2 separate regions of the Homo sapiens genome follow, and region 2 is linked to region 1. A link is a loop called in an ENCODE intact Hi-C map of the cell type or tissue named here. Cell type or tissue: GM12878. All regions are shown on one strand. Each heading gives the region's core, and the rest is flanking DNA. Links, peaks and the distances in the headings are about the cores only.

Region 1 (5,392 bases), core at 1-5,000:
ATCCTGATTTTTAGCATTTTGGTCATTTCTGGCATTTGGGTATGTCTCTTCAGTTCTTTATTTAAAATGCCATTATATTTTACCCTTTATACTTATGTTCCCAATATAAAACAGGGGACTTGTAACCACAGAGTACGTATTGCTGGAAGCTGACATTCTAAATGTCTACTTATAATGAATCCAAAAAGTTGCTATGAAACTCTAGGGAAAGGTAGGAGATTAAAATGCTAAGTTCTATTATTGTTTTTTAGGCCTTGAGTATCAGTTTATATGTCTTAGCTCACTAGATCATGGGAAGCAATGCTGAATGAGCATAGCAAAGGGAGAATAACTGACAGACCTTTAGGCTTCTCTCATGAAAGCATTTTGTCCAGTTGCTGCTGAGGGCTTTGTGCTTGTGTATGTTTATGGGACAAGTGAGGATAAATTTCAAATATTACTGATATGAACAGCGGTCACTGGGGGCATCGGAACACAGGATGATGTTGTCGGTTTGTGAAATTGACTTGGTTGTCAGGACTTGGGAAGGCACATGTTCTAGTGTGGAGTTACACTGAGCACTTCAGGAAATGTCTGGGGAATCTATTTTGCACTATAAAAATATGACTGGAAAAATTTTAAGTAGTAGCCCAAAAGAGTCAGCCACATTCAAGCAGCCATATTCATTTGTAGGCTACAACCTACCATGTGGAAAACTCTGGCTATGCAGTCACATCATACTGAAGATGGATTTCCATTTGAGTAACTGATCCTGTAAATTTGGTTTTGCTTTTCTGTGAGGCTGCTGCAAGGAAATGAAGATGCCATAGAAAAATGTAGTGAGTTAAACAGTGTTCCCCAAAAACTTCTTCCAGAAGAAGCTTTCCACCCACAGCCTCAGAATGTGACCTGATTTTAAAAAGGTCTTATTAAATGTAATCTGTTAAAATGAAGTCATCGTGGATTAGGGTGGGACATAATCCAATGACTGGTGTCTTATAAGAAGGAAACTTGGACACACACACATACATAGAGGGAAGACAATGTGAAGACAGAGACACAGAGAAAATACCATGTGACAATGGGGGCAGAGATTGGAGTGATGTGGCTACAAACCAAAGAAAGCTAAAAATTGCCAGCAACCACCAGAAGCTAGCAACATTTTTTCCCAAAAGCCCTCAGAGCATGCGCCTCTCAACAACTCAATTTTCTGCTGATTTAAGCCACCCAGCTTCTGGAACTCTGTGACATCAACTCAAGGAAACCAATACAGAGGGCATTGTTCCCATATGAGCACTGTTATCTTTACCCTAAGGTGGGTGTCACATTCTTGTTCCTCGATGCCGAGTTAATGATTATTGCTCAGGTTCATTTCATTCTGAAAATACAGCTTCTCAATCCCCTGTCCTGAACTGAGGTGATCATAAAAAGGGGTTATCAAATACAAACCCACCATGAGACTCAAATTCTAATGGAGATAAACAGCACTTAGCAATGGTAGAGACGGGGTTGCTCAGATCATTTGCAAAGATGTCCAGCTTTGTGCTCCTGAGGATCCAAGGGTCTTTCAAACCATTTGGAATTTTCACAGGAGGTTTTCACAGAGGAATCCTAGAAAGGTCTCTGGAAAGCAAGCACCCTGTTTTCTCCATAAAATAAATGAGGATACAAACACACTCTATTGCAAACAGAAGAGTCATGACACTCTTCACCAGCAGCCTTCCATGGGACATTCATTCATGGCTCTCCCTCTCAAAAAGCCCTGAATCTGAACATAGCAGGCAACTGCCTCATGTGACAAAACAGGAAGCCATATATGGACACACAGGTGCACGAGTCTCTCAAGTGCTGATTTTCAAATGCTGTAAATCCCAGGAGAAATACACAGCTATAACTGCATAGGAGGCAATTTGCCAGAGAAAAAAAGAGAACATTTATTTTTGATTTCAAGTAAAAAGAGAAAATCAATTCATTCAAAGACTTTATGAGTCATTTCAGTTATTTGCACTCACTTGCCTAGGGATGTGGGTAAAAGTAGGGTAAATTGGGCTTCCACAAATAACCAGTGAAGAAGATGGACTGATTTCACAATCCTGGCCCTGACTGCTTCGAGTTGTACTGGGAAGCCCCTTGAGGAAAAGAAAGGCCCAGCACCGGGACAGTCCTGAGGTTGTGGTGAACACACAAGCCCTCCTGTGACGTTCTTTCTTCATACTTTCAAGAAGTTTCATGTAGCGGAGAGCTCCAATTGACTTTTTGTGTATTTAATTAAATGAAATATGATGCTTGAGTAGCTTTGAGGGGGTGTTAAAGAATCACACAGAGCAAACTACTTTGGTCTACAGCTAATTACTTTATCTGTTACACGAGGCTTTTTATAAGGCAAAAGAATCCTGTCATAACAACCATCTCCCCTGAAGAAAAAAAAAACAATATTTAATGGAAAACTTAAACTTCTTGGAGTTAGCCAGCCAGCTTTCTTGTAAAAATAATTGGATATTAAGTCTTTCTTTAAAAATATATGTGCTATGTCGAAGTAGGGTTGCATTATAAATAGAGACTGCTACTAATTCAGTTGCAAACTGTAACTAGCTTTCACTTTATATTAATGCCCAGGGCAACACGGAACACCTTACAGCTTTGCACAACTTTGAACTTATTTGTGTTCCGAAAAGCTGTATGTATGTTAACAAGGAACCTGAGAACACACCATTTTTTGTGCCGTTTGACTGGCAGACTTTGCCATGTAGAACATATCAAGTATTCAGGAAAGGGCAACTCACAACTTGAAGGATGTAAACATTACAAAATCCACCATCTGCAATGAGAAACGAGGATCCCAGTACCTAATAAAACCAAGGGGCTGGATTTTATTCTCCCTGATGGTCAAAACCAACTGTTTGCACTCAGTTCCGAGTTCTTACCATTACACGTTAAATCCTCTGTGAAATCCTACTACAGGAAAAAGACAAGGTAAACTAAATGAATTCAGGTGACCAGCTAGCAAAAAAGATTTTTATTTTCAGGAGTGAGATCATTTCAAAGCTTAAGACCAACTATATCACTGTCGGTGCCTCTTCCATCTCTGGGTCCAACCCTGCCTCAGCAGCACCTTGCATCTTAACCACTGAAACCTGTACTTAGTTCTCAGCAGGTTTTAAACATCTGCTGACCTCTCTGATTCCCCTATGAGGCTATGAGTTTCTACGATTGTGCCTCATTCATCTTTTCACCCATCACCACCTCACAAGATCAGTGATTAATAAATAGGGCTTTTAAATAAATGTTTAAAATCACAAATTTAGAGAGTACACATGTATGAAATGTGACCATATTTAGGGACCATAGAATACACAGACAAAACATTAAAACAATGTTTCCAGGTATATAGCATTTAATATATTATTATAAGGAATATCTGCTTTTTAAATTACAATATTTGCACCTCTTCAGACAGTAAAAGTAAATGAATGATTGGTGATAAGAAGGAGAAGGTCAACAGGAATAGAGACAGGATATCTTCTCCTCTTACTGATTTGAATAATATCCCTCTATATCCTCTCTGCTCAAACACCCCACTTTCCTTCTATTCATGGGATGACTGAGGTTCCTTCTCCCTCAGGTCTTTCTCCTTCCTTACATTGTATGAAACTTCAATGCTCCTTGTCACTTGGCTTAGTGCCTTGACCCTACCCAATATTTTTGTCAAATTTAAGCCAACCGCACACATAACTTCAGAAAGAGGCTTGGGGTCATCTAAACCAGGCTGGGTGCAAATAGAGGACACGTCTAAGGCTGTTCAGGTCCAGGCTTTAGATGAGCACTGATTCACACAGAAGAATGGGGGACTTTTACACTCCCAGGGTTACTCACTTTCATTGTGTTTTGCAGCATTCACTGAAAACAACAATTTATTTTCTTTTTTCACTTGCAGGATGGAAATTATCTGGTTCCACCCCTGGATATGATCAACCTTCATAGACTGTGCATTATACATGGTGAGTAACCATTTCAAATTCTTTCTTTAAAGTTACAAACCTAAGAAAAAAATTAACCCTATTTATAGAGTTTCTCATAATTTGTTTCCCAAATTAGAATGTTACTTATGAGTACATGAACTCACTTCAAATTTTCTACTTCTGTTTCAAGATGTAAAGCCACTAATTGAATGTGGAACTGGTGTGTGATCCATGCCAATTAAAAAAGAATTATCCTCCTTATTGTTGCATTCTGCACTCTAGGTTACACTTCTAACTGCCATGATTTTTATAATAACAGAACTCACTCCTGGGTCTTCATTTTCTGCCGTACCTATAAACACGGTCAGGTTTATGAATCGCTTACGAAGGCACTAGGAACTGAAATACTAGTTTTTAAAATCTGAATATTGACATAGAAAAAGGCTTCAGATTAGATGGATAGTTTCAACTTTTATATTTCTAGTATTATCTTTAATGGACAATGTTGGTCAGAGAACTTTGCCTCTGTACCTTTATTCAATAATACGTAATAAATCTTTAATTTTGTTGTTGGTTAGTTGTTGCCACCTTGCTCTCCACTCTCCTGTCCCTTATCTCAGTAGCCATCTCTGCGACCTGCAAAGATGAAAAGGGAAAGCAGGAGATGGAAACTGGTCAGCAGCCTTCTGGTTTATCAGCCACACTTACAAAGGTCAAATGTGCAAAGCGTCAGAAGACAGTGGTTAGAGTGAGATTCTACATGCTCTCAATGAAGAATAAAGGTAAGTTCAATATTTCATGAAACAAAAAGTTTTTTAAGTTATTATAAAGGAATGTTTCCATGGCTACTTTTTTATTAGTATTCAATATGAGGACTTGAAATAATATTACTTCTGATAATAGAGTGCTTAAAATTTTACTTTTTTTGCAATCTAAAAGCTCCCTCTTCTGACCACGCGGAGTAGTTCTTTATAGGCTCTTTTTAAGAATGTTCTTTATATTTTTTCTTTATTTTATATATATTCTACTTTAAAAACTTTCATAAGTCTTAATAATAAGAACAAGCAAATCTGAAATTATATAAAAGACACCTTGTGCTCAAACCTTGGACTGGAAACATAGCAATTACAAGTTTTACATTATTGTTTCCCTCCAAAGTTACAGTAAGTTGTATTTCTAAGACAATAAGAATCCATTGTCTTGAGTAGTAATTATAAGCTGCTTTTTGTGGCAAATATTGTGTTACTGAATCACCAGTGGTGGGGCAGACTCTTTGGTTTTTACAAAATAACATAATTGTATATAATATAAATCAAATACAGAAAATCTTGAAAATATACAAATAGATTTAATTCACAGCAATTAATTCAGCTATTAGCATCTTTAAAAATACATCTTTCATGGCTGCATAATATTCTACGATAAACACATATTACAACTTTCTTAAATAATCA
Region 2 (5,392 bases), core at 236-5,235, 62 kb after region 1:
TTTGATTTAATCTAGCCAGCAACCCTCCAGCCAGTCCCATTTCTACTGCATGTGACTGTCTTAGTTGAATCCCTTGTAATTTCTCACCTAAAATATTGCAACTGCTCTTCCTGTTCTTACCTGTTCTCCCCTGTTCTCCACACGGCTACTAAAGTGATTATTTGGCAAGTCAAACCTAACTGGGTCAACACTCAGCTTTAACTTCTCCCCATTGCTTAGAGAATAAAGTGTAAGCTCCTTAGCAAGGCATACCCAGTCCTATTCATGGCCTCAGTCTGCCTATTCTTCTAGCATTGTTCCCTGTTCATTCTACAAAGTCGTTCTGTGCAAAGGCTCATTAAAGCATGTGCTTGTTCTCTCATGCAAGGAACTTTTGCTCTCCTATTCGCTTCATTTGCAAGTCTCCCTACCCTTGACTGTACAGTGAACTCCTACTCATACGCCACCTCAAAATGAGCATCATCCTCTCCTCTGTGAATGGACCACAAGGCATTTAGAAGCTCCCTTCACCCTGATGGATATTATGGTGTAGATATCCCTACATCACAGCAATCATTACATTGTTTTATAGCTATTAATATTTCTTCACATCCTTCATGATCTATGATCTTTGAAGGAAAGTGTATTTGTCTTTTATATCTTTGTATGAGAAGTAGTACCATACAGTGTAACATCTTTTGAGCCAAACACATCAGACATTGGCTGAATGTTCTGCAAATATATCTGAACGTTTGTATTAGAGATTTAATTTCTCTAGTCCTTTGTTTTTTAACTTAAAATGGAGGTAAAACAAAATGGAGAATGCTTGATACAGTACCAGGCACATAAAGGCTCTCAATAAATGATAGATGCTGTCATTAGTGGCATCACCATTACCATTATTATCATTATTATTATTACTAATGATTTCCACTGTTCTTCTCAAAGCCTGGTACTCCTCAGGTAATCATTAAGTGTTTTCTGAATAAATAATTTATAATTATTAAATATATATATATGATTACCTTAAATGGTTATCTTGTTGACATTGACTCAGTTATTTGCTATTGTTCCTCCAATAACTTCTAAAGTGATCTTTTCAAGTAGATATTTATTAAATATTTATTGACTGAATTTCTCAGTGATCTTTTGCTTCTGTGGACAAAGAAAGAATAATTATTTCATTTCTTTTTTTTGGGTATATATATATATATATATATATGCTTTATGTACTACCGTCATTTACAATTTTATAGAAAATAATGAATGTATAGAGTTTATATTTGGATTCAACTAAAATTTGCTTGCTATTTAAAAGACTGTCAATAGAAATTAAAGTTAGGGCTTTTGAAAATAAGCCTGATTTAATATACTTAAGCCTCATGACCAGTTTTTAAAACTCTTGAGAAACAACTTGGAAATATCATATATTATGCACAGCCTAAGATTAAAGCACCCATGTTTCTCTCTCGAACTCTTCTGGAATGTAAAGCATTCAAGATTTATTGATAAAAAAGTAAGTGGGGCCAGGTGTGGTGGCTCACATCTGTAATCCCAGTACTTTGGGAGACTGAGGAGGCTGGATCACTTGAGGTCAGGTGTTCGAGACCAACTGGCCAACATGGTGAAACCCCATCTCCACTAAAAATACAAAAACTTAGCTGGGTGTGGTGGTGCACAACTGTAATCCCAGTTACTTGGGAGATTGAGGCAGGAAAATCACTTAATCCCGGGAGGCAGAGGTTGCACTGAGCTGAGATTGCATCACTGCACTCCAACCTAGGTAACACAGTGAGACACCATCTCAAAAAAAAAAAAAAAAAAAAAAAAAAAAAAAGGAAGTGGCATGTTTGTAGATTTAGTTAATTAATGTTAATTAAGCAAAAGATTGTAAGAAACCCTAGTGTGGTAACATAGCTTTGCTTTTTGTAGATATCCTGATGTGACTATAATGCTGTCTAGGACGCTGGAGAAACATCCTCCAAGTCAACATCCTCCTGTGGTCCTGTTGGCACCCTCCAGTGATGCTGGGTAGCCAGTGTTGTGTTGGCACTTGGTATGGCTGCTCTGGGTAATGATGATGATGACTTCATATATGAGTGTCAATTGCCTCATACTCCATATTGTCAGACATTTTGCAAAATGTTCTTTGTTAAACACATTACAAATGCCTATTTTGACCACAGAGTTTCTGAGTAAAGCCAATCAAAAAACTACCAAAAGACTGCTAACTTCAACAAAACTATTACAAACTTCAATGGCTGGAAAGACATTGAGACCAACAGTTTCAATCCCACCCTTTCCAAGGGAAACTTTTAAAGCCTTCATATCCTTCTAACTCACGAGACATCATCCCAGTAATGGACAAGAGTTAGAAACACAAACTTGACTGACTGCCTTTCACCAGAAAGAATATTCAAAAATTAGAGGAATATGACTATCAAAAACATTTACAAAGTATATAGCTATTACTTGAAAGCTATATCTATATATTTTTTTTCCTTATTTTACTATACATAAGAAAAAGACCCTTTATCTCTGTGGCTACTTTCTGACATATTTCTCACCGAACTATAACCTAAAAGACTCCTGAAAAGGAGATTTTTGCATGTGGCAGTAACACCAGTCCTGTGACAGGGAAAGAGCAACCCAGGCTTCTATTCCCTTGTCAGTCATCAGACCACTGTCCATTTCCATACCACATGGCCCATACTCTCATCTTTTCACCAAAATGAGCAGCATTCATAATTTCTAAATTTCAAAGATGTATTTTGTGAACTTTTACTGGAGTTGAGTGCTTTAGAAATAAGGCAAAAGAGTGCTATCGTCAGGGAATTCATCTCACCCTATTGATAAAGCTCAGATCCCACCTGTAGTGGGGGTTCTTGAGTTTAAACCATGGTGAAAATGTGTACACTGCTGACCTCTGGTGGAGATTTTTATTTTACTCTTTTTTGGTTAACTTGTCTTTGTGAAACAAGGGAATTTTACACCAATTACCTTCATAATAGCAAACACAAAAAATATTTTTGAAGTCAATTTAAATACTGTGTGGGACCTGTCAGATGCACAGATGAAATTGGGACAGATAACCTATCAATTTGCTCGTTGCTTACCTGCTAGTCACTCATTAACTTAAAAGTACTTTTAGTGTCTCTTAACTCTGCTACAAAAAAGATTGGAAGATTGGATATTGATGTATGTCCAGTGTGGCCCATTTAAAACATCTGCCATAACCATTTAAAAGCTGTTAATTCATGTCCATTTACCTATCCACACGTCAATTACAGCTAGTGAAATGCATTTGTCAGTTTTTTTCCCCCTTCCCTTCATCTCTGAAACATTCTAACACAAAACTGTGCTTGCTGGAAAAATCTGGTGATTACTAAATTAATGTTTTATTTTTGTCTTAGCATGTCTTTTGGAAAAAACACAGTCCTGATTGTCATATTCTTCTTATGCTTAAGTGCAACAATTGGAACTCAAGAATAGCCCCATGCTTTGCAGGATATGAAAAATAGTTTGAAGTCCAAAGTTCCACCCTCCATATCTAATGATGATCAGTGACTCCGTTACAGAAAGTTTTCCCTCAGTAAACCCGGAGGAAGTGGGTACTTCTTATATTACAAAGATACAATGGCAATCTGTCTGCATGTGATTTTTTTAAAAAACATGGGACCTCTGGATTCTAATTTCTAAAGTTTGAGTAACTTTGGACAAGTCACTATCAGTCACTAAATGTCTGCAAATCTTAGCATAAGAGACACAAAGTTCTTGGAAGTAAAGAGAGGTATTGTGTAGACAGGGACTATCTCTCTGATATATGGCCAGAGACAAAAAATGATGAAAAGCCCAGCCCTGGGAAGGTCTGAGGGAAAAACCAAGCAGAAAGAACAATACAGAACAAGCTCATTTCTTGGAAGATCAGCAGGTTAGTGGGCCCCAGAATAGAGGGATGGAAATGATCAGATGGGACACTGAAGAAGTAAGCAGCTCAGACCACACAGTTCTTATAGACCATACAAAGAATTGGAATTTGATTCTAAGTTTAAAATGGGAGCCATTGGAAGGTTGGAAGCAGGAGAATCATGTGATTTGATTTCAGCTTTTAAATTTTCACTCTGGAGGCAGGGAAGCTGGTCAGGAGACTATTGCAGTAGGACAATATTGCAGAACATGAAAGTGGCTTGGTCTTAGCTGCCGTGGCATAATGAATAACCAAGTATGAGGTGCACAGTTAAAAACAAATTTGAAATGTGTTTTGAAATGAAATGTGTTTTGAATTAAGTTGCATGCTATGACAAATATTATCATTTAATTCTCATTTTTTAGATTACAGAAGCTTAGCATTTTTTTTTTTTTTTAGACGGAGTCTCGCTCTGTCACCCAAGCTGGAGTGCAGTGGTGTGATCTCGGGTCACTGCAACCTCTGTCTTCCAGGTTCAAGTGATTCTCCTGCCTCAGCCTCTCAAGTAGCTGAGACTACAGGTGCGAGCCCCCACACGCGGCTAATTTTTGTATTTTTATTAGAGACGGGGTTTCATCATGTTGGCCAGGCTGGTCTTGAACTCCTGACCTCAGGTGATCTGCTTGCCTCAGTCTCCCAAAGTGTTGGGATTACAGGCGTGAGCCACTGCACCCAGCCTGAAGCTTAGATATTAAGTGATTTGTCCAATGTCACACAACCATTTGGTTGCAGATTTAGAATACAAACCTAGTTGCCGTGGCTTCATATCTGTTATACCTGTTACTCTAGAATAACACTTAATAGCACCAACTTAACATTATTATGAGACCATGGGCCACTTTTAAGAGTTACAGAATTTTTGAGTTGGTAGGAACTTCAAAGATTATCTCCTTCCACACTCTCGCTTTACAGATAAGGAAACCAAGGGAAGTTTTGTATGTTTGTTTTTTGTTTTGTTTTTGTTTTTTCCAAGTTAACTGACTTTCTAAAGCTTGCTCAACAAGTAACGGACAGGGATGGCAACAAGTTCAAGTATCTTGATTCTTAGAGGGATGTTATTTCCACAACAGCATAGCAAGTCCATTATTTGGTGCTTTCTATGACAGGAAATAAAGACATATTTTGAAAGTATGGAGAGAATTTTGCCTACTTCACAGTTATATCCAAATTTATCTTGTTCTTCAAAATAATGGCATTTGCGGCAACCTGAATGGAATTGGAGACTATCATTCTAAGTGAAGTAACTCAGTAATGGAAATCCAAACATATGTTCTCACTCATAAGCAGATGCTAATCCATAAAGACGCAAAGACATAAAAATGATACAATGGGCTTTGGGGACTCGGGGGAAAGGGTGAGATGGGGGTAAGGGATAAAAGCCTACAAACTGGGTTACAGTGTATCCTGCTCGGGCGATGACTGCACCAAAATCTCACAAATTACCAC

The links. A loop is a pair of places that touch in the nucleus more often than their neighbours do. Peaks named below come from ENCODE experiments on the same cell type or tissue, not always from the same donor. Only the 100,000 strongest peaks of a DNase experiment are listed, where the experiment ranks them.
Region 2: it touches region 1 in a loop (4-fold over the local background); 2 of 110 quality-filtered maps call a loop at or near these places.

What each region holds. Positions count from the first base shown.
Region 1 is chr18:64,097,162-64,102,553 of GRCh38, reverse strand. It overlaps LINC00305 (long intergenic non-protein coding RNA 305), which reads left to right. Exons shown (of 7, transcript NR_190189.1): 5 at 3,914-3,977; 6 at 4,559-4,720. Among named protein-coding and RNA genes, the nearest start is that of LINC01924, 4.2 kb to the left of the region's middle. In GM12878, for the core only: no CTCF peak of the experiment used is centred there; a DNase peak (open chromatin) is centred at 2,093.
Region 2 is chr18:64,035,509-64,040,900 of GRCh38, reverse strand. No RefSeq gene overlaps it. Among named protein-coding and RNA genes, the nearest start is that of LINC01924, 66 kb to the left of the region's middle. In GM12878, for the core only: a CTCF peak has its summit at 2,886 (motif pointing left); no DNase peak of the experiment used is centred there.